7 separate regions of the Mus musculus genome follow, and regions 2, 3, 4, 5, 6 and 7 are each linked to region 1. A link is a loop called in an ENCODE intact Hi-C map of the cell type or tissue named here. Cell type or tissue: heart. All regions are shown on one strand.

Evidence for each region. A loop is a pair of places that touch in the nucleus more often than their neighbours do. Peaks named below come from ENCODE experiments on the same cell type or tissue, not always from the same donor. Only the 100,000 strongest peaks of a DNase experiment are listed, where the experiment ranks them.
Region 2: it touches region 1 in a loop (3-fold over the local background); 7 of 42 quality-filtered maps call a loop at or near these places.
Region 3: a loop joins it to region 1, with 5 times the contacts of the local background. A loop is called at or near these places in 5 of 42 quality-filtered maps.
Region 4: a loop joins it to region 1, with 2.2 times the contacts of the local background. A loop is called at or near these places in 4 of 42 quality-filtered maps.
Region 5: a loop joins it to region 1, with 2.7 times the contacts of the local background. A loop is called at or near these places in 17 of 42 quality-filtered maps.
Region 6: a loop joins it to region 1, with 2.3 times the contacts of the local background. A loop is called at or near these places in 3 of 42 quality-filtered maps.
Region 7: a loop joins it to region 1, with 4 times the contacts of the local background. A loop is called at or near these places in 20 of 42 quality-filtered maps.

The regions. Positions count from the first base shown.
Region 1 is chr13:60,174,072-60,178,071 of GRCm38, forward strand. It overlaps Gas1 (growth arrest specific 1), which reads right to left and starts at 3,464. Exons shown (of 1, transcript NM_008086.2): 1 at 334-3,464. The coding sequence starts at 2,870. The coding sequence ends at 1,716. In heart, CTCF peaks have their summits at 962, 1,880 and 3,350; DNase peaks (open chromatin) are centred at 1,760, 1,860, 2,450 and 3,600; H3K4me3 peaks cover 4,000 bases; H3K27ac peaks cover 3,345 bases.
Region 2 is chr13:60,742,436-60,746,435 of GRCm38, forward strand. The region is part of intron 19 of Dapk1 (death associated protein kinase 1); the gene reads left to right. Among named protein-coding and RNA genes, the nearest start is that of BC051665, 42 kb to the right of the region's middle. In heart, CTCF peaks have their summits at 1,928 (motif pointing left), 2,128 and 3,994 (motif pointing right); DNase peaks (open chromatin) are centred at 1,166 and 1,926; H3K27ac peaks cover 1,691 bases.
Region 3 is chr13:60,069,680-60,073,679 of GRCm38, forward strand. The region is part of intron 1 of A530065N20Rik (RIKEN cDNA A530046M15 gene); the gene reads left to right. Among named protein-coding and RNA genes, the nearest start is that of Gm35193, 27 kb to the left of the region's middle. In heart, a CTCF peak has its summit at 1,940; a DNase peak (open chromatin) is centred at 2,122; H3K27ac peaks cover 163 bases.
Region 4 is chr13:60,285,497-60,289,496 of GRCm38, forward strand. No RefSeq gene overlaps it. Among named protein-coding and RNA genes, the nearest start is that of Gm5084, 82 kb to the left of the region's middle. In heart, no CTCF peak of the experiment used is centred here; a DNase peak (open chromatin) is centred at 1,505; H3K27ac peaks cover 2,677 bases.
Region 5 is chr13:59,887,319-59,891,318 of GRCm38, forward strand. No RefSeq gene overlaps it. Among named protein-coding and RNA genes, the nearest start is that of Gm19866, 27 kb to the right of the region's middle. In heart, a CTCF peak has its summit at 2,473 (motif pointing right); a DNase peak (open chromatin) is centred at 2,623; H3K27ac peaks cover 1,615 bases.
Region 6 is chr13:60,307,362-60,311,361 of GRCm38, forward strand. No RefSeq gene overlaps it. Among named protein-coding and RNA genes, the nearest start is that of Gm5084, 100 kb to the left of the region's middle. In heart, no CTCF peak of the experiment used is centred here; DNase peaks (open chromatin) are centred at 840 and 2,340; H3K4me3 peaks cover 537 bases; H3K27ac peaks cover 1,924 bases.
Region 7 is chr13:60,466,464-60,470,463 of GRCm38, forward strand. No RefSeq gene overlaps it. Among named protein-coding and RNA genes, the nearest start is that of Gm35333, 34 kb to the left of the region's middle. In heart, a CTCF peak has its summit at 1,938 (motif pointing left); a DNase peak (open chromatin) is centred at 1,618; H3K27ac peaks cover 1,333 bases.

The sequences.
Region 1 (4,000 bases):
TGGGGGTCAGGAGAAAAGGGGAGGGGGGTGCACAGGGTGGGTCTCCCAGGGAGGGGGAGGCTATCCTCACACAAGAGACAGAGTATTTTGTGAATTTTCTTCACAAATGACAACAGCAGCAGAGGCCAGTTACAAATTCTTTTTAGCTGCCCCATTTACGGACGTCTAATTGTTCATTAAATTAAAGGCAGCATTAGCTCACACTCTGCCTTGTGCTGCGTTTTAATCTCACTTGAAGCTGGATGGACTTCCAGTGCCCCCTCCCTCCACAGCCCTCCCACCTCATCACTGGGTTAAATGCAGTGTAACTGTCGAAAGCAACTGCACCATAGACACTGTTTAAACTCTTTACTGGTGTGTGCATTTTTAATAAAACAACCAAAAATACACAAAGTCATAGTTTTTTTTTTTTAAACACGGGATTTAAAAAAATGATGTCTATAAAAATACAATGTTTAAGGCAGTTTGGAAATGCATTTATACATTTCTACAATGTCCATAAATTCTCTTGAAAATAAGAACGTTACTTCAAATCTGTAAAATACACTGTACATTCTTCTACACAGGGCACATTTCAAAATGGGCTGCGGGAGCGGGTTCCTGGTGAGCAATGTATTCTATACATTTCTTGGATGGGCTGCAGGAGTGGATTCCTCATGACCAATGTATTCTATACATTTCTTGGATAGGGGAGATACAACAATGATGCAGATTTAAAACTTTTAATTTCTTTTTTTAAAAATAAATTATTTTCTGAAGCATACAATTTATAAAAAATTCTATATACAAAGTACAGCAACTGGTAAGAAACCCCAGTTTTAATACAGTTTATATACGACGTACCAGGGTGGAAGACCCTGATAGGGGCAGAGGTAATATTCAATCTCTGCATATTCAAATTTAGAATTTCTTGGTGGAGGGAAAAAAAAAAAAGGACAACAGAACAAACATCATAGAGGTTTTCCTAGATGGCAGTACCGAGCTTTAGGATAAAAAACATGCATTGTTCAACACCATGGTAACTTTTTTTCTTCTTTTGGATCCTTAATTCTAAGACACGTGGTGCAGAGGGATCAGAATGGTGGCAGGAAAATTAAAGGTGAAGGGTTAGGAATATAATGCAGTTGTAATTTCGGGGAAGCCCCTCCCCCCCCCAAAGGCAATCGCCAGCTCCACACTGAGCATTACCGATGGATAGATACACCAAGAGCACAGGAATGAATCGGTAAGGGGAACTTTTCTATTTACTTACGATTGCTGTGTTTCTCAGTGGTCACAAGCAATTTAAGTCGTTACCAGTACTATGTGTTCCCTCACCGGAAAACAGTTTAAAAACAAAACAAACAGACAAATAAAAACCCGGCCCCTTTGCAAACCTAATTCCCTCAACATCCCTTCTCCAAGTCCATTGGAACTTGAAAGACCCCCACCGTTCAGCACTCTGAGTCTAGGCCTCCTTTGCTTTTGCAGGGTGTCCCGAATTCTGCAGATTAGAGCTGGCAGTATAGATCAGCCGGTTATCTCTGCAGCCTGGAAAACCGCACAGAAGAGGGCCGAACATGTTGGCTGCGGTACGAGCTGGGCCCTGTCCACCCAGGAAGAGTGTGGGTCAGTGTTCCCGACCATCTCCGGTCTCCGAGCCACAGGTGCCCTGCTCGGGAACCAGCTGGGTCGTGCATACCGGCCTGGAGCAGCCTGCAGCAGGGGCGCAGGAGCTACAAGTGTGACCCGAGCAGCAGGAGCAACAGCAGCAGCAAACAGGCAAACGGGGTCCAGGCGCTTCGATTCGCCCAGTGGCCTCCACTGCCGCTGCTGCTGCTCCTGCGCCCGGGACCGTGGGGCAAGTCTCCGCGGCCGCCCGCCGCAGCAGCGCCGCCGCCCGGGCGCGCAAGGCCGTCGTCGTCGTCCAGGGGTTGCTCGCCGCCCGCGGCCCCAGCGCGCTGCTCGTCGTCATATTCTTCGTCGTAGTAGTCGTCCAGGCCCCCGTCCGAGCCGCTGCTGCCCGGACCGTTGCTCGCATCTGGGCCGAAGCACAGGCGGGCCATGTTCTCTTTGACCGATTCGCAGATGGGCCGCTCCAGCCCATCGCACACGCAGTCGTTGAGCAGCGCCGCCTTGGGCACGGCCAGCATGTCCTCGATGACCGCGCGGCACTCGTCTGTGCAGCGCAGCCCGTTGAAAAGCTTGCCGCAGTAGGCCAGGTAGCGGCTGAGCGCCAGGTTGCAGCGGCTGTCCCGGTCGCAGCGCCGCCGGGCCTCAGTGCAGCCCATGACCGAGCCCGCTCCCGCGCCCGGGCCCACGCTGCTGGTGCGCGGCAGACAGGGCTCGATGGCGCGCTTGGTGGACCTGCAGTGTTCGTCCTGCGCGCAGTCGCAGTCCTCCAGCGCGGGCCCGCGGCGCGTGTGGTTGAGCTGGATAAGCGCCGAGATGCAGTGGCTCGGGCAGCGCCAGCGCGGCGAGGACGCGGCCGAGGCGGGGAAGGCGCCGGCGGGCCCCGGAGCATCAGCCCCGCCGCGCTGCGCTAGCACCGGCGCACAAGCCTCGGCGTACTGGCTGTAGGCGTAGCTGCAGTCGGGCTCGCCCTGACACTGCAGCAGCGCCTGCCAGCAGATGAGGCGGCGGCCGTGCGCTAGCCCCGAGCCCCGCGGTGCCGAGCACAGCAGCTGCAGCAGCGCCATCAGGCACAGCAAGGCGCCCGGCAAGGTCCCCGTGCGGGCCCCGGCGCCGCCCAGCAGCGCGGCTAGCATCGCGGGCAGCAGCGGCCGCCGGACGCGGTGCGGAGCGGAGACGAGGCTCGGGTGGCGGCCGCGGGGCCGCTGGAAAAGTTTGTCCGAGTTCCGCGCACTTCTGGCATGGGCGTCCTCATCCATCCATGCCGGCGGCCCCGCGGCTGGTAAAGGCGGGTGTTCGCTCCGGCACCGCGGCCGGGGCTCCCTGAGAAGCGCGGCGACGCAGGTCCGGGTCCGGTAGACGGTTGGAGGCGCTCAGTGCCGTTCCGGGGGGACGCGGCGAAGCTGCAGGAGCGCGCGGCGCCGGGGGTGCATGGTGCTAGGCGCCTGCAGACAGTCGTGCGGCCGGCGGCTCCTCGGTTCCCGGCTCAGCGGCGCGTAGCACTTCGCAGCTCTGGCATCCCGCCTTCCCGCGGCCAGGACGCTTGGTCCCCTCCCCCTCTACCCCGGTCTGGGCCGCGCTCCGGGAAGTTCTGGGCGCCAGGCGCAGGGAGGACCCCGAAACTCGGAGCGTTTCTCTGCTCCGAGACCCGGAGCTTGGGGAGCGGATCCGCGGAGCCCGGCTGCGGACTAGCTCGCCGCGAGGCTTTAAATACAAAAGTGGGCCGGGAGCCCCCGTGTGGTGCCGCGGCGCCCCCTCATTATGCATGCATAGAAAAGCAAACAAACAAAAACATTAGCAACGCTCCTCCGGCTCGCCGAGCCCTGGCCCCGCGCGCTCCAGGCTTGCCCGCTTTCTCCTTTCTCCACTCTCCGGCGCCCTTTGCTCGGCCCCCTTCCCCGGCTTTGCGAGCTGCTATTGGTCCAGCCTGTTGTTGTTGAAACTTTTTTTTTTTTTTCCGAGCCGCTGGAGTGGGGCTGCAGAGTGGGGGAGGGCGGTGGGCAGCTCACATTCAGGCATTCAGGGCTTGAAAGGAACGGCTTAGGGAGCCTGACACAGGCCCAGCTCCTCCCACTCTTCAGGAGGCTGGGATACCGAACCCCAGCTCGCGCACAGAGCCAGCGGGCAGGGCTTAGGGCCAGCTGCCTGCATCCGGCTCAGCCACCGGCCTTTTTGTTCCCTTCCTCCGCCCCCTTTTTGTTTGGGTGGGGGGACACTTTTATTAATTCTTACTGATCCCCCATCTTTGCATCCGAGAAAGTTCGAAAGTCACTTTAATTTTCAGGCTCCTCATCTCTGAGTTCTGATCACCTCGGGGGGTATAGCGAAGGCAGGGAGTTTTGAGAATTCATTGTAAGACTTTAAAAACTTAGACACAGATTGCGCGCGC
Region 2 (4,000 bases), 570 kb after region 1:
CAGAGGTTTTCACCTCCTGGGAATGTAGTTTTGAACTTTTGCCGTGAAGGAAATAGGGACTGGCCTACGGAAATAGAACCAAAGCCATTTTATCACTGGCTCCAGTGGAAGCCAGTGTGAGAGTCAGAGTCTGTGTTCATCCCTGTGCAGTGAGGGGCTGACACAGGACCAGGGAGGGCTTTGGAGCCTGGCATTAAGGGGACCTTAGGAGCTTCTCTTCTGGAAGGGTTTAGACTCCTAGGGACCCAGGCCAAGGCCAGGACTATGAAAACCAGGCAGGACTGAGCTGTATGGAGCCTGCACTGGCCCAGTTCAATATGGAGGACTTGAGACATTTGGTATTATCTCTGAGAGCTAGCCACAGGTGTTTCCTTCCAGCTCGGTGACATCACTCTGGGTTCTTGCAGTTGGATGTGGCGGGAATGCTTACAGCATATGATCCCATAGACCCCTCATGTGAGTCTCCTCTGTCTCTGGAACTTGGTGTTTGGTGGGCTCTGGAAGCCCCGCATCTACCCTCTGGCTGCTCCTCTCCAGAGGAACTAACAGGAGGAAGCTGTGCCTTCTCTTCTATCTCGTGCAGACAGATAGATTACCTACCAGGAAAGAGCCCCTTCAGTCCTCCACTGCACGGACCTGGACTGTGGTGCCTAGCCAGGTCCAGTCTCTTCACCTCAATGCAAGGAAATGCAAGGTCATAGGGAGTGGGCTGCATGCGGTATCCGTGGTCTTGAAGTTTATTTTCTTTGCCTCTGTTCCTGCGAGTTCCATGATTATCAGGGCTTTGGGGACTTGGTTTACTTCATTGGTCTCATCAGTAGGATTTTTTTCCTTAAACCGATAATAAAAGTAGCCCCGTCCTTTCTCTTAAACCCAAGCATAAGACACTGAGGAGGTGCTCAGGAATGTTTTGGAAAATGGACAGTGTTGGGTGTTGCCCATAATTAAAATTCACAGGGAGTGAAGGACATTTGCATAATTAGTATTCTCACTCCGTGCATTTGGGCCTAACAGCTTCCGCCATGTGCCATGTGCTGGAAGTCGCTGCTGCCTCTTCTCAGGGCCCTTATCTGGCTTCTCCAGATTGCCAGTTGCTTCCTTTCCAGCCTGTGGGTTTAGTCATCTTTCCTTTGGGGAACGTGAAAGCTAATTTGCCAAGGGAAACGTGCTGAAGAAAGAAAGCTGTAAACCCAGAGGCCCGCCAGGTTCGGACTGTGGGTGTCAGGATCTAGAGGAGAGACGGGGAGACCTGCTAGTGGAAGCGCTTATAGCCAGTGTGGTGCTGGGCTTGGCTGGGACCGTGCAGGCTAGTTGCTCTCTGAGTCTTGGGTAGGATAACTTCTTGAGCAAGCACTTAAGTAAGTGATGGGAGCTGATTGGTGGTGAGTGTAACCTGTGTTACAGACCCACCTTCACAACCACCCGGAAGGTCCACGTTCATAAACCTGCGCACTCCTAGTGTTGGGAGGTGTGCTGTCTTACATATCCAGCCTACTGCAAGCACTCAACCAAACCTTTAATCCATTGGGCCTTGTGTGCAGCCCAGTCACATTCACAGACCCAAGGGACACACACTGGAGCTCATTGTAGGGCTTGAGAAAACTTGCAGTAGCACAGTGGCCCCAACTTGATGCTCCTCCTGGGTGCTGGGTGGACAAGCTCCTACCAGCTCCTTCCAGCCCCATCACGGAGGGCTTGGCCAGGGTGGATTTGTGGCCAGGTCTAATCTCAGAGCTCCTGCTCCGGCCTCACTTTGGTGGACTGTGTATTAGTGTGCTTCCTTCCAAACCAATTAACACACATAGCACCCGCCTGCTATAGCTAGTGTGGTGCCATTCCTTAGGGGAGGAAAACAGGGTTGGTGAAAACTGCTTTTCAGGGAGTCCCGCTCTGTGCTCCTCAGCTGTCCCTACCATGCCACCTGGTGGCCAAAACTGAGAATGCGTTGACCACCGGTGGAGGGCTATCAGCAACTTCTGTCAAGGGAAGGTTGTATCAAACTCTTCTAAATTTAGATTCGAAGAGGACGACGAGGTTAGATTCCCACAGGCATGCGGACAACTGAGGCTGCTTTCCCTTTTCCTGCTTTTCAAGACTCTAGTGTATTCTGCCCACCTCAATGACAAAATGGCTCTCCTGGCTTATGGGCTAAAGCAGTGGTTCTCAACCCGTGGGTTTCGACCTCTTTGGTGTTTCAAATGACCCTTTCACAGGGGTCCCCTAAGGCCATTGGAAAACACTGATACTCTCAGCATGATTTATAACAACATAAAAATTAGTTATAAAGTAGCAACAAAAATAATTTTTAGTGTGGGGGTGCACCACAATATGAGGAACTATAGCAAAAGATCATAGCATTAGGAAGGTTAAGAACCCAGCCAGGGTTGCCATCTCTTGGCGGACAGAAAATGAAATATGAAAGGGACCTGGGCACAGGTAGGAGGCAGGAGACATAGGGTTCTGATGTCCCTGGGTCCCCACTTGAGAAGTGAGAACACGTGTTTGCTTGTGTGGTAGCCCAGAGTCTAGGGCCTCATAAAAGCCAAGGTGTAAATTTAGCAAAATGCTGCTTTCTTTGATAAGACAGGATGCCTTGACAATTGTTAGTCGAGGAGTAGCTTGTTGGCATGAGATTCAGAGATGACCACAGCCTCCTCCAACTAAGACTCATCAGCCAAGAACAGCAGTTCTAAGCAAAAGTTTTAGACCAACGGTAGCTCTTGGGATGCAGGTGACCATGCTCCATTGCTCCCAGAAGTGGATGCATTTGTCTCTGAAATGAAACCACAATGAGGTACAAAATCGGCATGCCACAACGCCATGGAGATGTAAGGAGGAGGGGCCTTTTTTCTCATTTTGCACACTTTCCTAGTGATGGTTTATAAATCTTAATAAAGTCAAGAAGCCCCCACGGCTACACTGTGTTTAAGACAGGGACCCAGTAGGGCCATGTCTTCCCAGTGAGACGGGCTACGGATGGCTGTGTGATCCTGTTTGAGCCTCCAGCACACAGCCTGAGATTCCGCTTCTGTCTGCATGTCTTTCTTTATCTATTTCGCCCCTCTGTTTATCTTCCTTTCGCACTCCAGGATGGGTAGAGGATGCAGTAGTCGATTCCGCTCTGATCCATGTTCTTGGGTCTCAGTTTCCTTATCTAAAAGGGGAGGATCAGGCAGCTCTTGTAGCCATCGAGAGTCAGCCACCGCATGCCTTCTGTATGGCATCCTGCTGATCTGAAGTGAGTTCCTTACCCAAGAACAGCATGCAACCACTTCTCAGTAGAATCACCGATGCAAAGGTGACAGACGTGGAAGGGGAACGTGTCTCGGTGAACATGCTGGGACATGAAGCGCAGTGCTGGTGATCTAGGGAGAGCCTGCCACGGCCTTGGAGTGACTGTGAATGCTTACCAATTGGATGGTTGGCATGACAACTCAAACAGCATGGTTTCAGGGCTACCAGGGACCCAAGAGTCTCAATGAATAAAGGCAAAATGAAATTTTAAATAGGTCCAGGAAGATGGCTTGAGAAATAAAGCTGTTTGCCATCAAGTTCGAGGACCCATACAGGGGAAGGACAAAACTGTCCCTTACAAGCTGTCACTTGACGTCTTTCTGCATATGTGCCATAGCGCATGTGCGCACACAAACACACACACACACACACACACACATGTTGTAAATACATACAAGTACTAAAATATTTAAATATTTTGTGAGCCAGCCACCAATTTATAAGATATTTGTAATCTTGGAAAACTCTACAGTCTACTCCTGAACCTCAGGTCATGTGCAAAAATGTAGCTAAGTCTTAAGACGAGATGACTCTAAACAAGATCTATTTCCTGTGTAAATCCTAACCAAGTGCCCAGTAGTCCCAGGGAACCCAGGATATTCTTCACTGTAGGAGGTATACATACACACATTCATTCCAATGCTCAAACATCCGCATTTTGTGGGATCTAAAATACATCTGTCTCTCCATAGTGTCCACCAGGGGG
Region 3 (4,000 bases), 100 kb before region 1:
GATTGGGCCTCAGAGTCAGCATAATTATAACTAGAGGGAGCACTGGTTATCTTTACAGCTGGATAAGGGGAAAAGCTTTTACACGTCAGAAACATCCTCTACCTAACCTGTAAGGAGAGTCTAGGAAGCTGGAGAGCTGGGTACATGCTCACTAAGTTGAATTTATCTTTCTGTTTAATTTGAGGAAAAAAAAAGTCTCATGTAGCCCAAGCTGGACTCAAACTTGCTCTGTAGCCGAGGGTGGCCTTGAACTTCTGATCTTCTTGCCTCTACCTCTTGAGTGCTGAGGTTCCAGACAGGTGCTCTGTGGCCTTTTTATTCAGTACTGGGGATCAAATCCGGGGCTTGGTGCATTCTACCAATTGAGCTACACTCTTCCCCAGGCCCGGGCTTGCTTGATTTAATTCATTGTGAAAGGCTGCCAAGTGTCTTTTAACCCTCATGTTTGTGGTGATTGGACTCTCTAGTTCCTCACACAAAGTCAACATATGTGGTTAATAGGCAAAAAAAAAAAATGGTCACCAAAGGGACTGGTTTTTTTTTTTTTTGTATCCCTTCCTCCCCTGCCTGGTCCAGCTTGCCTGATTGAGTTATGTGGTGGCCTGTGTCTGTGACTGAATGTGCCTTTGAGTTACATTGATGTTTGATTCAGATTTATGAATGAAGTGAAATAACAGCACAGTGTGTATGTGAGCATGTGGGTACATGTGCATGTATGTGTACACATGTATACATGTGTGCACATGTATATACATGAATGTAGACCTCAGATAACCTCCTTTCTACCCAAGGAGGCAGTCATTCCAAAAAAATAACACCAGGGCTATGTAAAGTAGATCTCTCCTGCTAATGCTATGTATAGTTTTTCCCTTTTGTTTTTAAAGATTTATTTGCTTTGTGTGTGTGTGTGTGTGTGTGTGTGTGTGTGTGTGTGTGTGTGTATGTGTGTGTATATGCCACATATGTGGAAAAGTCCATAGCAGAGAGTAGACAGCATTGAATCCCATGTGGCCTCTAGAAGAGCAGGCAGCACTCTTACTCTGAAGAGCCAGATCCCTAGTTCTTCGTTGTCTTTTGAGACAAGGTTTCACTATGAAGCCCCGGCTGCACATGAATTCATGATTCCCCTACCCCCACCCCTGTCTTAGCCTTTGGAGGTCTAGAATTACAGACGTCATGTAGTATCATCCTTAGGTGAGAGAGGACATGTGTATGTGAGCATGTGGGTGCATGTGCATGTATGTATACACATGTATACATGTGTGTACATGCATATACATGCATGTAGAGCTCAGATAACCACATCCAATGTCATCTTTAAATGCTACCTTGCCTACTTTTCTTTTTTAAATTGAGGCAAAGCTGAGAACTCACCCAACTAAAAACTAGGAGGTCAGGCTGGTTGGCCAGAGAGAAGGTCTGAGTGGTATGCCCCGCAAGGACTGGGATTACAAGATCACAACACCTCACCCGACATTTTTGTTTTTGCTTTTCTTTTATGTAGGCTCTGAGGTCAAATGCAGATCCTCGGGCTCTATCACTGAGTTCTACTCCAACCCTATACTTTCTCCATTAAATCACTCTATCTTGCGTGTCACCTCAGAGGCCACCCCTCACCTTAGTAAGCACCAAGACCATCTACAAACCTTTTCAGGAGGTGAAGGACAACCTGGGTCTTTGGAGAGTCTGACTGAATGGATCTCAGGAGCATCTCACAGATCAGGCCACCTGCAGGGACCTAGAGGAGGCTTCAAAGCAAGCAAGCAAGCAAGCAAGCAAGCAAGCAAGCAAGCAAGCAAGCAAGCAAGCAAGCAAACAAGCACCTGTGCAGACTTCAACTGTGACTCTCTCTCATTTTCCCCACCCTAAAATTCTCAGTAAATCCACAACTCTTCCAGGGCAGTGAAGAGGGGACACCCTTCTTCCAGTCATCTGCTGCCTCCAGCGAGGAAAAAGAAAATGTGTTTTCTGAAGCAGCGAGCAACCAACCATCACAGACATCTGGCAGCTTCTTTCAGCCACTCTCGTTTTCGGGCCAGCGTGTCGAGGCAGCTGTGCACAAGGTTGTGTGCTCTTCCAGGAGGCAGGAAGCTAGGAGTGTCCTCCCTTGGGGGCTGCAGTTTGCGTTTCACAGACGCAAATGCTCGCAGACTGGGACATAGTGACTGGAAGTGTGCACTGAGGGCCAAATTCCCAAATATTCCAGGGCTGTGGAGCAGAGGAAATGAGAACAGCATGTGCATCTAAGCCTGCTCCTCCTTCTGGGAGACAGAGATGGGCAGACATCATGGATGGATTCTCAGGGAAATCAGCCCTCTGTCCGTTCATACAGAGACACTGTGAGGTTCAAACAAGCAGCCAGGGCAGGGCCACTCACTGACAGGAAAACACAAGCTCTTGTTAATATTTCTTGCCTTCTTTCCAACTGTAAAAAATACTGTGTGCTTATTTTTAAGCAGTTGGAAGGAAAGGGCAAGCAGAAGCTACTTCTCAGGGACAATAGATATCAGTCTTTTAGATTGCTGCCTCTCTAGCTCCATCTTCCCTAGTCAACTTCGATGCTCAGGGACCTTCTGTGGTCCGCTGTTGGTCATCAGGTCCTCATTTGGTATGTCTTAAAATTTTCTCTGAATTGTTAAATCTTTGAGCATTGGTGTTTTTAGCTTTTTTTGGTTTTAGCTGCAGTGGAAAGAGACTTGTGAAACATCTGACACTGAGTGTGTCTCCTTGTAGATGATTGCTGCTCTTCTAAGTCACTTTAACTAGAAATCCCCATTTAACCCCACTGTCCCAGCTTCATTTCTGCTTTTGTGATAAAAATGTCCCAACAAAAAGCAGCTTGTGAGAGGGAGGAATTTATTTCAGTTCACAGTTGCAGGCCACATACAGTTCACCGTGGTGGGGAAATCACAAAGATGGGAGCCTGAGACACCTGGTCATGTGATATCCACAGTTAGGAGCACAGAAAATGCATCCATGCATGCTCTCTCGATTGTTTGCCTGTGCTCCGGGCAATTTCTCCACTCTTAGATTGTTCAGAATCTCTGCCTAGGGAATAGTGCTACCTGCAGTGGACTGGGCCTTCCTAAAGTCATTAAGTTAAGATAATCCAGCCTCCACCCCCAAAATGCCCACAGACCAACAACAATCTCTCGTTCATACTCTCCTCCGAGATGGCTAGTCTTAACAATTAAAGGTAACTATCATTGCAGCAATTCATCCAACAGGCCGTAGTGTTAATTGCCAATTAGAACCTGGTACCTTAGCAGCCATAGCTGAGGTATACCTCAAGGGGGACCTGCCCTTGGATTAGAAACCATCTCATGCTCACGTGGATGCCCCAAGACCTAGTTAACTCCCTACAAGGGCTGAGGACTCGCTAATCCATGCCTGCCTCTGATTGTAGTTGCTTCTTGTGATGCATTTTAATAGCAGAAGCTGAGAATTCTGGGAATTGGAGAGTGTGGCTGGGAGCCCACAGCATTCCTTTTAAACATGTCTACATATTAACCAACCCATGGATCAAAATAATGAAAGAGGGGCGTAGCTGCTGTACGAGGGCAGATGTTCAAATCTCATTCTTCTCTTGAGCACAGAGTACTTGGTAACCGCTGGGATAGCATTTGCACAAGGCAGTACTCTGCATCATCTAGAGATCACTTAAAGTGTGTGCATGTGTGTGTAGCATAGCCATAAGTACTACGCACTTCCGATATAGGGACTTGAGGGTCTGGGTCTGGGTATTCCCAGGGAAGGGCGAAGTGTCCTGGCATCAGTCTCCTGCAGGTCCTACAGGGTAGGAATCATTTGCTGCTTTGATCTATGCTCCTGTCCTGTCAGCAGCAGCCCCTTCTACCTCTTCCTGCTTGGTGTGTGCTTGTGTTTGTCCCTGCTACTGTCTCTCCACAGCAATCTTTTCTCCGCCAGGATCACCGTCCTTACTGATGCCCTGTCACCCCTCCTGTCCTCCCTCCTTCTTCAGAGGAGTCTATTTGCTCTC
Region 4 (4,000 bases), 110 kb after region 1:
TGTGAAAAGACCCTCTAGCCAAAATCAACTTCTGGGCAGAAAGAATTGATTTGGCATAAACTCCCGGGTCACAGACTATCATTGAGGGAACTCAGGGAAAGAACTCAAGCAGCTTGAAGCAGAAATAGTGGAGAAACACTGGATCCTCACTGGGTCATGCCCAGATAGCTTTTTAAAATAACCTAGGTTCATCTGCTTAAAATGGTGTTACCCACAGTAGGCTAGGCCCTCACACATCAATAAATAATCAAGATATGTGCCCCCAGCCCCAGACATGCGTACAGGCCAACTAGGTCTGAGAAATCCCTCAATGGAGGCTAATTTATAAAATGATTATAGGCTCTGTCAAGTTGATCATTAAAGCCAAGTAGCATACTATTTGTTAAACGTGAAAGAGCATAGGCCTTATGCTATAATCTGCGGTGGAACTGGGTCTCTCAATCAATATGAGCATTACAACTTATTTCTAGCATTTGCATAACAATTAACAGGAGGGATGCTAGGAGTCAGCTATAGCTGCAGAATCCAGGTGCCAAGGACTTTGCTTTGAGAGAAAGTGCTCTTCCTGCCCTTCTCTAGCGATTGGTGTTTCACTAATAAGGTCCAAGGCAGCCACACCTCTGTGGGATGCATTCTGGATAGTGTTGTACGGAGGCCTCCTGGTGTATGTGTTGCAAATCAAAGGCTTGGAAGAAACTTGTGTGCATTTCAACCATCTCAGCCTGACTTAGACAAGCACAAACAGGCTTTGCACATGTTCAGGGATATTTGTAAGGTGACACAAGCAATATCCCAGAGCCATGAGTTGTAGAATAGACTACAGTGGTCCCCTTTGCAGGAAGCCCTTGGGATTTCATCAGAGTTTGTTCCCATCATGGACCCTCCTCGAGCCCTTCTGCTTCCATTGGGGCACCCCCTCAAATCCTTTTGCAGCCTACACTTGTGATATGACAGGGAGCTTGTGCTTCTAGTAGTGTGTAACCTAGCTCTTCCTGCTTTTATAAAAACCCGAGTTGGTTGAAGACTTATTATTATTATTGTTATTATTATTCAGGTTAATTTTATAGGACAGTCTGTAACCAAAATTAAGGGGGCAAAAGCAAATTAAAATTTGCCCCGTCTCCTATGTGAACTCAAATGACCTTCTGGCTTCTTAAAATAAGTCTGACATTTCTCCTGGCGGTGTGTCTGAGGAGATAAGATAAATTAGAATTCCTGAGATGGTAGCGGCTGTGGGGAGGACGGTTGTCGGTAGCTTCAAGGCAAACGTCTGCTTTCTTTCTCCTGGATACTAAGAAACCATTGACAGGAAGAAATTTTGGCATTTGGAAAAAGAAGGCAACGTGTCTCATATTATTCTAGAGAAATCTGTTCAATGTAAGGAGAAATTTATCTCCATAATGACCATGAGTCACGAAAGCAGTCTTTCCTTCACTGTGGGTGCACTCTTGGCTGCGGGGCCTCTGTCTTCCAGAGTTAGTATGAGCTGGCCCACTGTCCTATCAGAGTTCATTGCAGCCATTGTTGCTATGATGGAAACCTTGAACCTTCTGTGACCTTATAGCTGGCCAGGCAGGAATGCTGGGAGTGGCAATCAGTATCTATGAAAGTAATTTATGATGACAGCAGGTTCTCTCCCACTTTCCAGACTCCAGGGTCCACCACCGCCCATTGGAGCTGCCTGTGGGAACAACACAGGCCGTGCTCCAAGCAAGCTATGGCCATCTTTTTGGTTCTTACTGGCCCTTAAATCCAGTCCTTGTAAGAAAACATTCGGTTTGCTTCATCCCTTAAGACTCAATGCTAAAATATGAGTGTCTTTTCCTGTTGCAAGATTTCAAGTTTTTATTGGTCCTGAAGGACCAAGGTACAGAGAAGGAACAGAGAAGGAACAGAGAAGGAACAGAGAAGGAACAGAGAAGGAACAGAGAAGGAACAGAGAAGGTACAGAGAGAGAAGGCTTTCCTTCTACTACCAACTTCAGATCATTCAAGCTAAAACATAGAAGTCTGAAGGCATTTGGGTAGTCTTATAGGCTTTTTTGGTTTTGAAAAATGAATCCTGAAAGCAAGATTAACATTGCCCACATATCATAAAGAGAAATTTATGGAGATGAGATGGCCCTCCTAGTCAGTCCCCAGGAAGAACAACCGATTCAGGATAGGCCAAGTATTGGTACTGCCCCCTGTGATCAAATACTTCCACAAGTCACGATGACACGCAGAGTCCCCAGAATTCCACTGTTGCAAGGGATAAAAAAATACCAGAGGTCTGGTGGAAATGTGCCTCTTGGCTCTCAGGACCAAACATTCCAGAGCCTGGTACAGGCTGTCGATCCAGAGTTGAAATAACACTGCTAGTAATTTGTCTGTCTCAGGTGGTTTGGAGTGTAGGAAAACTGGGCGTACAATCTGAGTCAGCCACGGTGTGCCAGCTCCAATTCTGAGAGCCCGGGGCAGGAACACGACTTTTCTTTCTTAGTTCTGTATCATGAGAGACTTGCTAGCCTTGCCTGAGTCTGCAAGGTGACCTCTGCTCTGGCTTCTATATCGCCGTCTCCCTCAGGTGGGCTCTTCCACACAAAGCCTAGAGAAGGTTAACAAAACTCTGGCCACAGTTGTTATCAGTGCCCGGCCCCCTAAGCCCAGGCCCCGGCCTCCTCCCAAAATGTTCTCCCTAGTACTAACTAGAAAGTAGAAACACACAGTTTGTGTGCAGCAGTCCTGAAAACCCAGCCTGGGTGTGTCAGACCCATTCAATGTGCTGGGCTCTCCACACTATTGCCTTTCCCCCAAGACATTCAGCTAAACAACAGCTTTTAGGTTCAGTCTTGTGATAAGTCCCCAGAGCATGACAGAGCCATTACTAAACGGAACTCCATCCTGGTCACCATATAAGGAACAGTCAATTGGGCAGGTATGTATCAAACAGCACTGGAGGGAAAGCCACGTCTCGCAGCAGCTAGTGCCACTTGTTCTGTGATTCCACGTGGTAGGTTCTTTTATTTTTAATTAAAGATTTATTTATTTTATGTATATGGCTACACTGTAGCTGTCCTCAGACATACCAGGAAAGAGCATCAGATCCCATTAGGGATGGTTGTGAGCCATCATATGGGTGCTGGGAATTGAACTCAGGCCCTCCGGAAGAGCAGTCGGTGCTCTTAACCACTGAGTCATCTCTCTAGCCCCATGTGGTAGGTCAATGTCAAAACAGATTTGATAGAAATAGCCAGTGTGCTTCAAGGGTTGCCGTTGAGATTCCAAGTAAGGTAGAGCCTTGTATAAATCTTGAAGACTTGGAGTTGTGAAGGAGTCTTTCTGTAAGACACTCAGAATGCTTTCACTAATAAAAGGGGGTGGGGTGGGGTGGACAGATAGACAGACAGACAAGGAAGCAAACAGCATAAACATCTACCTCAGAATACAGAGAGCGCTCTGCTGCTTCCTGTCCAGGTTCACGATGCCGAGGCGACTGAGCACTTGCTCTTATTCTAGGGTGCCTACAGTTTACATATTGGCCATTTTTATGAGACTATAGTGCATCAAAAACTTACCTGCATACTCTTCTGTGTGTAGAGGGGGATCTGACAACAAAGAAAACATTTTAAAGCAAGACTACTTCTAAAGAGTACATTATAATTTTTATTTTCATTTTTCTACTACTGTTCATTGTTTAGGATAGAAAACGGGATTGTACTGTAAGACGTGTCTCAAATTGTATTGTGATCTTTGTGTTTCCAGCTCATGTGATGATAGTGCCTCTATTGTCTAAGACCAAACCTCTCTGTCTCTGTATTAAAAAAAAAGGGGGGGGGGGTTAAGAACAAAATCCATCCTAGCCAGCAGGTTTCTGAAGCATGGATCCCACATGATGGCCTGTTCTGGGGGTGGGGGGCTTATTCTGGACTCTGTAGGAAGTCACAGGTATGACTGACAGGGTGGGGGAAAGAGAGGAGTGGAGCTAAGGATTCACCAGCCGAGCCTAGCACAGCAGAAGA
Region 5 (4,000 bases), 290 kb before region 1:
CTCCTGAAGGGTCCTTTCGGCTGCCCTTGGGAAGCCATAGTCAGCTCCTCCCCACCCCCACCCCCCACCAAGGAATAACTGATTGACACGGGAAAGGAAGGAGTAGGTTTCCCTCCCTCAGAAAAGCAGGAGGCCCGTGAATCACCGCTCTGATTCAGCTCTGTGGAGCAATCTTCATTTCCAGACCAAGGCTCTACTTTGTCCCCAAGAGATGGATTTAATTAGAAGTTCCCTCCTCCCCACTGAGAACTGCTGAGAGCCTTCTTGATTTATTTTCATACAAGGCAGGGTGTATTTTGGTGTTTTTCCTAAAATAAAGTAAGAGTTGCTACAGGCAGCATTGATCTTCCAGAAGATGGTGGAGAGCTTCTCAGAGACAACAAAACAAAACAAAACAAAACAAAACCAAAAACAACCCACTCCAGCACCTTCTTGAAGCACCAGACCACTATTACCTCTGCAAACTTCAAAAAGGCAACCAAACTTTCCCTTCAAGGTGATGCGCTTTTGTTGGGATGGGCTCTGCCATGCCTCAATAACGCGTATCACCCAGATGTTTCTGGCCTAAACTACAGTGGGTTTGTTGGTTCCTCACTTCTAGTCCACACCCCACACAGATAGGCCAAGATCTGCTCTCATTGAGCTGTATTCAGAGCACTTTCTTTGAGAGCCCTGACTGGCTACTGTCTCGACTTGCAGGCCATGGTGGTACATGGAGTAGAGAGAACTCTAACCCTTGTCACTAATCAAATCTGTCCCAGAAGTGGCAAAAGTCACTTCTGTCTCCTCCCATTCACCAGAACTGGTCACTGGGTCTCACCCAATGACCCAGCAGGCAGGAAGTACAAGCCACCTTCCCTTGTAGCCTGGAGGAGTTGACAGTTATTGACAACAGCAACCACAGCATTCCAGATAAACATTTGTGGCTGAACAGAGCTTCCCCTCCCCCATCACATCTGTGTTCTCTTAGTCTCTTCTTGAAACCTTGGGGACAGCAAGGGTTTCTAGTAACAAGGACACATGCTATTATTCAATCTGTGACTGTCCTTGACATTATGTGCTTTGAGTTACTTCTATTTCCTGGGGATCTCTTTCTCTCTCTCTCTCTCTCTCTCTCTCTCTCTCTCTCTCTCTCTCTCTCTGTGTGTGTGTGTGTGTGTGTGTGTGTCTGTCTATCTGTCTGTCTGTCTGTCCCCATCTAACTTTGAGGATATTCTGAAAAGTGAAGACTAGACTCACACCAGAGCTCTCTGCTGCCTCTGGGGAAAAGGTGCCTTCACCTTAGAGTTGGTCCTGGGTGCACATTTTGTTTCTTTCTCAAATATTCATGTATTTTTATTTCAGATTCCCAGCATTTCTGTCAAAGGCTCATGTCCTCCTCTCCTCCTGTCTTGAACTTTTAACTCCAGAGCCTCTGAGGCCAAATAAGTATCACACCCATGGCTAGAGTTAATGTTAGAGTTAGGAAGAGTTCAGCTCCTGGGTATGTTTTTTTTTTTTTTTGTGGTTTATGATTGCTATTCATATCATAGGGTGTTAGTAACCACAGAGACAAGACACTGTAGAGCCATATAATGTGAGCACACATAGACACACACACACACATACATACACACACACACATGCACACACACTTATACACACATATACACACACATATACACATACACACACACCTATACACACACATATACACACACATACACACATACATACACAGACACGCATATACAGCCACATACACACACATATACACACATACACAGACACATACACACAGACACATACATATACAAATATACACACACACACACACCAATATATACAAATACACACACACACAGAGCACAATTATAACTAATTCTTTATGTTTGAAGGTATGTATTTATCAGAGTTAAATTTCCCACAGTGAGATAGCTCACCATGAGAAAAAACAATTACAGTTACTGAAAATCATTTTTCTTAGACCCATTTAAAGAAGCACAGGGATGTCTTTGCAGCAGAAAATACAGTGGATACAGGAGACAGGGTATGCAAAGCCCTGAAAGCAAGCCATGTGGCATAGGAGGGCAGGAGATTTTAAATACTCTTAGGTCAGGCTAACTTGTTCTAGGCTAAGAACAGAATCCAAACATGGCTAAACCAGAATACTCAGACCTCTTTACAAAACGTATGTGGATAACATTATTTTTTGGAGAGATTATGGGAAGTGACTTTCTTGTTAATACAATTATTTGGGATTACGGCTCAATCCTGGCATTACCAGTGAGATTTTGAGATACCGGGAGGAGAGTTTTTGCTGTGTGTGTTACAGCCCCAGTTCACAGATCAGCACGAAGGCTCTTCCACAGAGAAGAAAAAGTGGTCAAAGTTTGTAAGACTGACCCTAAACTGAGCACAATTCGCCCTTTACAGAGGGGGGATTTTTTTTTCTTTTTGTCTTTTGTTTTCCTCTGTGCCACAAGGTGGCGGTGATCACATTCTCAAACAACCATCTGCCTCAGCTAAAATGAAGCCATGAAGTGGCAAAGTTTGATGTAATCTGCATCAGGAATGGAACCAGTATGTTCACAGTGGAAGGCCGGCACGGTTGCTATGGGAACGTCTCTCTCAATCAGCTTCCTTAACCCCTCAGGAGATAAATGGAAATGACCAATAGCCTTGTGGAAGGACTTCCTGCCATGAGGTTCTGCCTGTCCTCCACAGTGGGACCTCTGCCTGAGACCACAGAATGGGTTCTCCTTCTCTGCTACCGTCCTGTAGTTGTATCAGGGGTAGATAAGAAGCAGCCTTTGGCATTTATGGTTGGACACACAATGTGCTACTAGAGGAAGAGCTGTTTAAAAGATTCATAAGGACTGTACTGAGAGAGCAAGGAGTCACAGAGTCCCACACACTAACTTAAGGCCACTTATCTTTTTGTACCTAGAAGGACAACTCCCCTGGGTGTCACAGAGTGCACCTGAATGGTTATATCAGTACCTCTTAAAATGTAGGTGTGACATCTCTGCATCCTCGGGACAAGCGGAGGCATGCTGGTGACTTCATAGCCATCTTTTCAGACTCTATTGATATTTTCTAAATTCTGAGGGGAGAAAGACATTTCTAAATAAGGATCCATGTTCCCTCTCTCCAGGCTTAGCCAAGTTGGATTATCCTGTGTAAATTATTCAGGGACCCCCCCCCCCCACACACACACACACACACACGCACACACGTACACACTTAGCTACAAGGTCTGAATCCACATCTCTCCCCTGAAAGGGTTGGGTCAGGCACTTGGCAGCAGAATGGCAGTAAGCATCAGCTGGCATGCCAGCTTCACCTCAGGTCCCCATGTGGTACCCGTGAGGAGGGAAGGCTGCTTCTCCACCAGCCCAGTTGCCAGCTTCTTTTGTAGTCTCATGGGAAACACGAGAATGCGGTTGATGAAGGTTCCATCTGAGGTTTTATCTGGATCCCTGGGTAAAAGCGTAGTTACCCATATCTCTAATTTTAAACGAGATGTTTTTGAGGCGTTGCTATGTAGCCTAGGTTGGCTTCAAGATGATAATCCTCCTGCCTCACCCTTCTAAGTACTGAGATAACTGACGTACACTATCATATCCTGACTATCGAGGCCTTCATGGAGTAAAAATGTTTACTGCTCTTCCTCGCCAGGAACCATGAACTGTGTTTATTCTCTGACTGTTGAATACTCCATAGCTGATAAACAGCGGGCACCCTCCTCACACACAGAGGGAAGGAGATTCTAACACTTGGTCTTGATGTCAATATGACACTCCTTGAAGACTTTTCTAGTCTCTTTGGTTTGCTCCTTACAGGGCATGACCCACAGAGGTCACGGCCATTCCCATTTTACAGATGGGGAGACTGAGGCAGTGACAAAGCAAGAGGGTTGTCTGCCCCTGTGCTGAGCTTCAGTCTCCATTTACTTCCCTGGGAATGCTTGCGTGGCATGTAACTTGCAACTGGCACTGGCGTAGCTTTGCCCTTTCTT
Region 6 (4,000 bases), 130 kb after region 1:
TCCATGCTGTGCCCGTGTCCCATCTTTTACAGTAGCCATCTTGGTTAGCAGCAGACTGTCATGGCAGCATGGTGTTTGGATACAGTGGCCAGGGCTACCTGGGTTTCAGGCACTGAATGGGTATTGTGGAGTGGATCCCTCACAGACTGGACAGGAGCAGATGTGCAGACTACTGTAACATGTTTAACAGGTAGTAACTGACTGGAGCTTGGGTTCACTCACATATGAAGGTCCAGATAGGCTTCTTATTCCCTACATCTTGGGTCATTTCTAAAGAAAACTATGGCCAACAGTGTGTATTAGAAACACAGATTTTCTGAAGTTCCAAAAAACCTTCATGCCTACAATCTCATTGACTTCTTGGTTAGGCTTCATTTTTTTCTTAAAGCCTGTAAATCCATGGACAGCTGAGAGTCAGGGACCAAGGCCTGTCCTCAGCCTTCTTTGGGAAATTCAAATATTTCCTTTCACTGCTGGTTTTAAAACCAGTGACTGTTTAAACCAATGACTGTTCTAGGAAAATTAAGGGGTTTTTGTTTGTTTGTTTGGTTGGTTTGGCTTTTTATGAGATGAATTATGTTTTTAAATCTTTATTAGCTGATTACAACTTAAAATTCTTTGATACACCAGCAGTCGTTATGTGCTTCAAGGGGGCAGTCTCATCGGAGGCCGCTTTCCTGTCTTCTGGTTAGTATGTAGAGAGATGTGCCTGCAGGCTCCACCGTGCCTTTTCCAGATGCACAACAGCACAAGGCTGCTTCCCTGCAGAGCCAACCTGTCAAAAGCACTTCACAGAGCACTGCCTGCGACCTCCAGGCTACAGTAAGCAGCGAAGAGATTCTTGAACTAGATCCAGATGGAAAACACAGTGACAGCTTTGGATTCCTTCCAGGGGCCCCAGAAGAGGTGCTGTAGACACACACACACTTCTTCATAGGGCCTTTAGAAGAGAAGGGGGTTGGGGAGCCAGGGCCCTAAAAATCTTTCCACGGTCAGAAGTAAACAGACCTATTACGGGGCCTATATTTCATATGGACATTTTCACAGGACTTTTGTAGACTGTTAACGACCACAGCCTTCATGGTGTGAAGAAAACCTAGGCTAAGAAACGAGCTTGGCTTGCCTGTGAAGTATGGGCTGCACCATGATCTGGCCCCTCCCTTCAGCTCAAGCCTTAATTCCTTCTCTGAGAAGAGGAGGGGGAGGAGACTAGCTTCTGGGGTCATGGCGAGGACACGATGAGATTGATAGAAACTTTAGTTTGTAAAGATGGTGCCTGTCATACAGATATATTAGGAATGGTCCAAGGGAGCATGTCTCCTGAAAGAGACATGCATCATCAGACGGTTACAAGAGCTCTATGCAGAGAAGCGAGCCGGGGGCGGGGCCAAATGCCCAGGCTTCTGTTCCTTGTCTTGAGAAAACAGGTTAAGATTGAGATTCCTCACTTCCTGCGGTATCCAAAGATGTGTGTGAACAGCGGTTCCCCTGAGAAGACAAAGGCTGTAGTCCGGCTCTGGAATCTTGCAATGAAGGGACCTGTGGGGATCTAATGGGGACACACACCTATGTGACAGCCAAAGTAGCCAATATACTGTAAAGAGGAACGGCGGAGTGGGTGTTGCTACACCCAGTGCAGTTAGGAGCATAGTGTTCTACATTGTTGGTCAGCTGTCCAAGCTGCAGGGGACTTTAAAGGCGACCAGGCCCTCATCTCATTTCAAGGAATAAAGCCTGGGTCCTGCATATTTCCCTGGTTACACAGTCAGGTCACCCAAGGGCTGTTAGTTTGGTGTTTTCTTCATATTCTCTCTTCTTTTGTAAGGGATGGCCTGTGTGAAACCTACAGCGAGCTCTCAGCCACTCCCAGGGGTCCCAGAGCCTACAAATCCGTACTTTCTGTAAACGAGGAAACTGCACTAGAGAGATTCGGCAGCCTGCTTAATGCTGCACAGCTCCATTCTTCTGAGGCTTACCCATGTTCATTATGGCCGTCGGAGAACTTCCTGGTTGCTCTCTTCGACTTGCAACATTACATGGTGGTGATATTAAAATGATTACCAGCTATACTATGAGCCATAGGCTTTATTTTCCTATTTATGGTTGGTGGACTCACTGGAATTGTGTTATCAAACTCATTACTTGATATTGTACTTCACGACACATATTCCATAGTAGCTCATTTCCACTATGTCTTGTCTATAGGAAACAGTCACTTCATCCCTCCCCCACCCGCTGGTGCTCAGGGGTGTGCTAGTGGATCGGCACCGATGATGTCATTAAGGACCTTGGCGGAAACCAAAACCACCCCACCCCTATTCCTGCTGCTTCTGAACGTTCAGCCAGACATTTCCCTTCGGAGCATTCCTCTTTGTTGCTCGGTCACGAGGGAGGACGGAGACCAGAATCTTCTATCTGGAACCTTCCTTCCAGGCTCTAAAATGTTCTGAGTTCTTCCCGGTTCTAACGGCATGATTCTGAAGGATGAAGGGGTTATAAGCCAGCCTGAAGGTCAGAGTGGAGGGGCAGTTGACAAGGACATGATTCTTTCTCTTGGGGATACTGTTTCTGGCCTTTAGGAAGTAGGTGTTTGTAACTAGGCTCAGTGTTAGTCATTGATTCAAATCAAAGACTTGTCCTCGGCGTTCTTCAATGCCTCTGAGAAGGACTGAGCATGGTAAAGTCTCTGCAATAGGAAAGGAATGAGTGTGGACACCCAGAAGAAACACTCATGCTGAGGCAGGCCTGGTACAGTGGGCCAGCGGAGGGAGGGAGACCTTGGCACTGGGATCAGCTATGGGCCTTCCTTCTCCTGACTCATAGCCTTCAGAGATTTAGTCTCCTGACTCTTTGCAGGCTTATACATGACCTCTGGAGTCAGCTATTGATGGACCTGGTATATTGAAGATCACAGAGCCCTCAACTCAGATTCGGGGTCAGGGTACTTGTCTCAATTCAGCTACCAAACAAGCTAGGGGAAAGCATGAAGAGAAAGCCCAGGCTCCTCCTCACCGCAGTTAAGAAGGAATTCTAAGTATGTTCACTGATCTATCAGGCTGCAAAATCAAAGCTTAAAGACATTCTTCTCAGGCTGGCAAGATGGCTCAGTGGAAAGAGGGGCTTGCTGCCAAGCCTGACAACCTGAGTTTGATCCCTGGGTTACATGGTAGAAAGAGAGTACTGATTTCTGAAAGTTGTCTTCTGAACTCCACATATGTGCTATGGCATATGCATACCAAGCAATACTACCCACACATATAATAAATAAGTAAGTAAATAAATAAATAAATAATTTAAATTAAAAATAAGTTTTAAAAAATACTTATCTGGTGAATGTGGCTGAGGTTGCTTCTTCCCGGTCCAAGACTTTACCACAGAGCAAGATAAATGGGGGATTTGGAGTTCTTGGATGCCAAGAAACAGAATTTCCAGAGCAACAGAGATGACTTTATGCAGTGGCTTTCCATAGTATTGCATTAAGTGAAGGATGAATCCCTTTCACTTTGGTCTCAATTTCTCACTTCTAATCAGCCCTGACCTTCTACATGACCAGAGGGATACATATCCGAGATAGCCCTCAGTTTTGTCTATATACAGGGGACAACAATCAAAATCCCCAACACAGTGACACATCCCCTAAGCAGCTCTGTCAACTTCTCTCTAGATGGAGCCCCATTCTCGATAGCCCTAGCCAGTCAGTGTTTCTGACTAAGAGCCCCTTCATCAAACTCAATATAATATATTTTTTAACAATATATTATATATTATATTATATTACATTACATTATATTATAGTATATTATAGTATATTACATTATATTATATTATATTATACTATACAATATTATATTATATGGTGTTTTATCTGCATATATGTATGTGGACCACTTGGATGCCCAGTGCCTTCAGAAGTCAGAAGACGGTGTTGAATCCCCTAGAACTGGAATCACAGGTATTTGTAACTCGTCCTGAGGTTTATGGGAATTGAACTTGGGTCTTC
Region 7 (4,000 bases), 290 kb after region 1:
ACCTCCTAAGTCCACACAAACTCATACCTTTTGTGTGTGTGTGTGTGTGTGTGTGTGTAGGTTCTAGGATTCAAACTCAGGTCCTTGCAAGGAAAACACTTCACAAGCTGGGCTGTCTCCCTAGCACAGATACATATAGACTTAAGGATAGAAAAGTTCTCTTTATTTGTTGTCCTTGAAGTCAGGCATATACTTTCACCCTGACCTAGTGAGGGTCATGACCTGCACAGCCCCACCCACAGTGGCCCGGTTTGTCTGGTGTATAGAGATCCTGCTCAGGGTGGTTTTATCTCCCCTCCTAGGCCTCAGGCCTCTGGGACTTGCTGGCAAATGTGGTTCTTCATTGATTCTTAGGGCTGTGTACTAAGCCTTTGCCTTCTGGGGACCCTGTCATCTATGTGTGGCCTGCAGACTACCAGGGTTCTCTGTGCCCAGCCTGCACCTTCATCTGGCTGCTCAGTCCCCTCTTGAGCTAAGCTGAACTTGGAGAAAGGCAGGCTGCTTTCTTCATGTCATTCAGCACTGACTCTAGTCCCAGACAGTCTGTTTTCCTGAACTTTCCTTCCAAGGAAGTGTGGGAGAAGGTTCTGGAAGGTGGCTACGTAAATACCACTTCAGCCAGTGAAGCCAGGACCCGTCCGGAAGTGTCTTGATTAATTTGTTTTCTGAACAGATCACAAACACTGGCTCTCCTCTGAAGTAATATTTGATGAGTTTCATAACAATCTTTTTACAGTAACAGACAAAACTGACTCATGGGGCAATAAAATTGGGCTCTCTCGCTTCCCTTGGCATAGGAAACCATTGCCAGAAGTCAATTTTTTTTAATTACCTCTCTTTTGGTGCTGTTTTTTAGCCAAGAAAATAATCAGAAAGAGAGCACTGTGGCAGTTGATGAGCAGAGGTAGTGGGTTTCTGTCCGTGGGCCGGGTGGGCCTCTGTCTGTGGGCTGTGTGGGCCTCTGGAGCAGGCTGTACAGCAGCCTGAGCTGACCTCAGCTGCCCTTTCTCAGAGCCAAAAAGAATGCCTTCTAAGCAAAGGGAACCCCTCTCTTGGGATTATAAATGACACCTTTCATTTGGTCATCTTTGATAGTTTCTGTGTTAAATGATTTTAATGTGGAAAACTCTGGGGTAAGCCAGCCAACTCCATGATGTCTCTGTGAAAACTTTTCAATCAGGAGACAAATTTGACTTGTCAAATTTGATATGTCAAAAAAAAAAAAAAAAAAAAAAAACCTACGAGAGGTACCTGGAGGGTAAGAGGACTGGCTGCTCCTCCAGAGGACCGGAGTTCGACTCCCAGCACTGTTAAGGTGGCTCCGAAGTGTCTATAACTCCAGTTCTAGGAAATTCAACATCTTCTGCAAGCTTCCACGGGCACTGCACATGCTGCACAGACATGTGTCAGACCAAACACCCACGCACCTAAAATGCAAGGCTTGAAAACAGCTGCAAAAGGAAGAACAAAAGAGAAGCAGCTCCATTAGGCAGCCCAAGACATGCTCTGAGATGTAAGTGTAAGACCTTTTCCTGCTGAGGAGTAGCTTGGCTCCCTCATCACATCAGCTGGCCCAGAGGGCTGCGTCCCTCCATGCAGCCAGCCCACTAGACTGCTGTTACAGCCCCTGTGTAAAAAACAAAACAAAACAAAACCAAAAAACAAAACAAAAAACAGCCAAAGCCACAGACAGGATCCACTGGCTAAACTTTTGGCTACATTGTATTGCTTCCTCTTTCAGCCACTCACTCACTCATTGATTCATTCATTCATTGATTCATTCATTCATTGATTCATTCATTCATTGCCGGCTTGGAGACTTGTGGGCCAGATGACCGGAAGCATAGAGAATTTATTAGTAAGCTACTTTTGTGCCTTGAACACGATTTTCCATTTTATCTTTGTTGTATCTTTGCTGTGGAAATGGCTCCACCCAGTGGTGTCCCCAAGGAATTACATGTCACATTCGTCATAATTTAACTGTCCCCGCTTTAGGCAGACAGACGTGAGTTACTAAATATTTCATAGCATTAAAGTAATTGATTTGTATGAAAATTTATTATCACCGAGATTCTCTCCCCCAACCCAAACTCCATTAGAGTCTTCGATAAACATCATGATGTCTCTCTTAACAGGGAAGAGTCAATATTGAGTTAAAGCAGCGGTTCTCAACCACTTTGGCAAACCTCTTATCTCCAAAAATACTTGCATCACAATTAATAACAGTAGAAAAATTACAGTTATGAAATAGCAACTAAAATAATTGTATGGTTGTGGGTCACCACAACATGAGGGGCTCCGTTAAAGTCATTAAAGTGTCGCAGCATCAAGAAGGTTGGGAGCCAAAGTTATAGGAAGAAAAGTCAAAGCCAGGTTTCTATCATTTAAACTGAAGTGTATTCACCTCCTAGAAGTGTGTGTGTGTGTGTGAGAGAGAGAGAGAGAGAGGGAGAGAGAGAGAGAGACTCTGAGATCTAATTTATTTTTACTAATCTATTCTTTGACAATTTGATACGTGTGTATAATGCATTCTGTTCACACTCATTCCTTCACTCTTTCTTACCCTCCTCCTATTCCACCAAGCCCCATCCCTCTTGTTTCTGTTTTGTGATCCACCAGCTCTAGTGACCGCCATTAGCTTGGGCTAGAGTGTGGAGAGTCCATTGAATTGTGGATAACGCAGAAGTGGCTACATCACTGAAGAAAATTATTTCCCCCCCCCCGCCCCCCACCGCAGTCATCCACCACCATTCACCCCCTGGGCGGAGGGGATCCTATGAAACTCTTTCCCATCTATGGCTGAATGTTTTGGGGGCTCAGACTTGTGCAGACAGCTCTAGCCATTGTGAGTTCATGAGCGTGGCAGCCATGTCATGCCCTCATGACAGCACCTTATGTCCCTCAGATCTTAAGTTCTTTCTCCTGCTTCCTCCACAATGTTCTCCAAGCTGTGGAGGAGACAATAAGGGGGGTTTGTGTAATGCTGAGCATGTATAGTGATTGGTTCTCAACCTTGTCACCAACCGCGAGTTTGTATTAGCAAATGCTCCCTGCAAAGATAAACTTCTTTGAACAAACTTGAGGATATTGCTAGACTACAGAGCAAGCATAACTATTAAGATGCAGCTTAACAAATAAGCTTAGCAAAATAAACCTAGAAGGCTCATCCCTAGAGCCAATGGCTCCCCTAGCCATGGGTCTTTGACCAGGCCCACACTGTTGGACACGAGCTCCCACCTACAAAGTGGGCCTTGTATCCAACTTTAAAACTCAGTTGGTTACCCTCATAACAGCTGTGATTTTCATCATTATTTTGTGGGTGTGAATGTTTGCTTACATGTATGTATCTGTACCGTGTGAGTGACTGATTCTTACAGAGATCAGAAGAAGCCATTGGATCTCCTGGAATTGTAGTTACAGATGGTTGTGTCATGTGAGATGTTGGGGACTGAATTCAGATCTTCTGCAAGACCAACAACTGCTCTTAACAACCACTGAGCCGTCTCTCCAGGTGTTCATCGAGCACTTTAAAGTTTTCATTGCAGGCATCTTTTGTTTCCTTGGTGTGGTGGTTTGAATGTGCTTGGCCCAGGAAGTGACACCACTGGGAGGTGTGGACTTGTTGGAGGAAGTGTATCATTGTGGGGGATGGGCTTTGAGATCCTCCTCCTAACCTCATGGGAATCAGTCTTCTCCTAGCAGCCTTCAGATGAAGGTGTAGAACTCTCAGCTCCTCCTGCACCATGCCTGCCTGGATGCTGCCATGCTCACACCTTGATGATAATAGACTGAACCTCTGAACCTGTAAGCCTGCCCCAATTAAATGTTGTTCTTATAAGAGTTGCCTTGGTCATGGTGTCTGTTCACAGCAGTAAAACCCTAAGACACTTAGATTTCTTCCCAGTTGGTGTGCTATCTGTGACTGTTAAGAAAGGAACTATTTCTTTCATTTTCCCCGAATTCACTTGTCATTGGTGTATAATAGAAAGGCTAGTGGTTT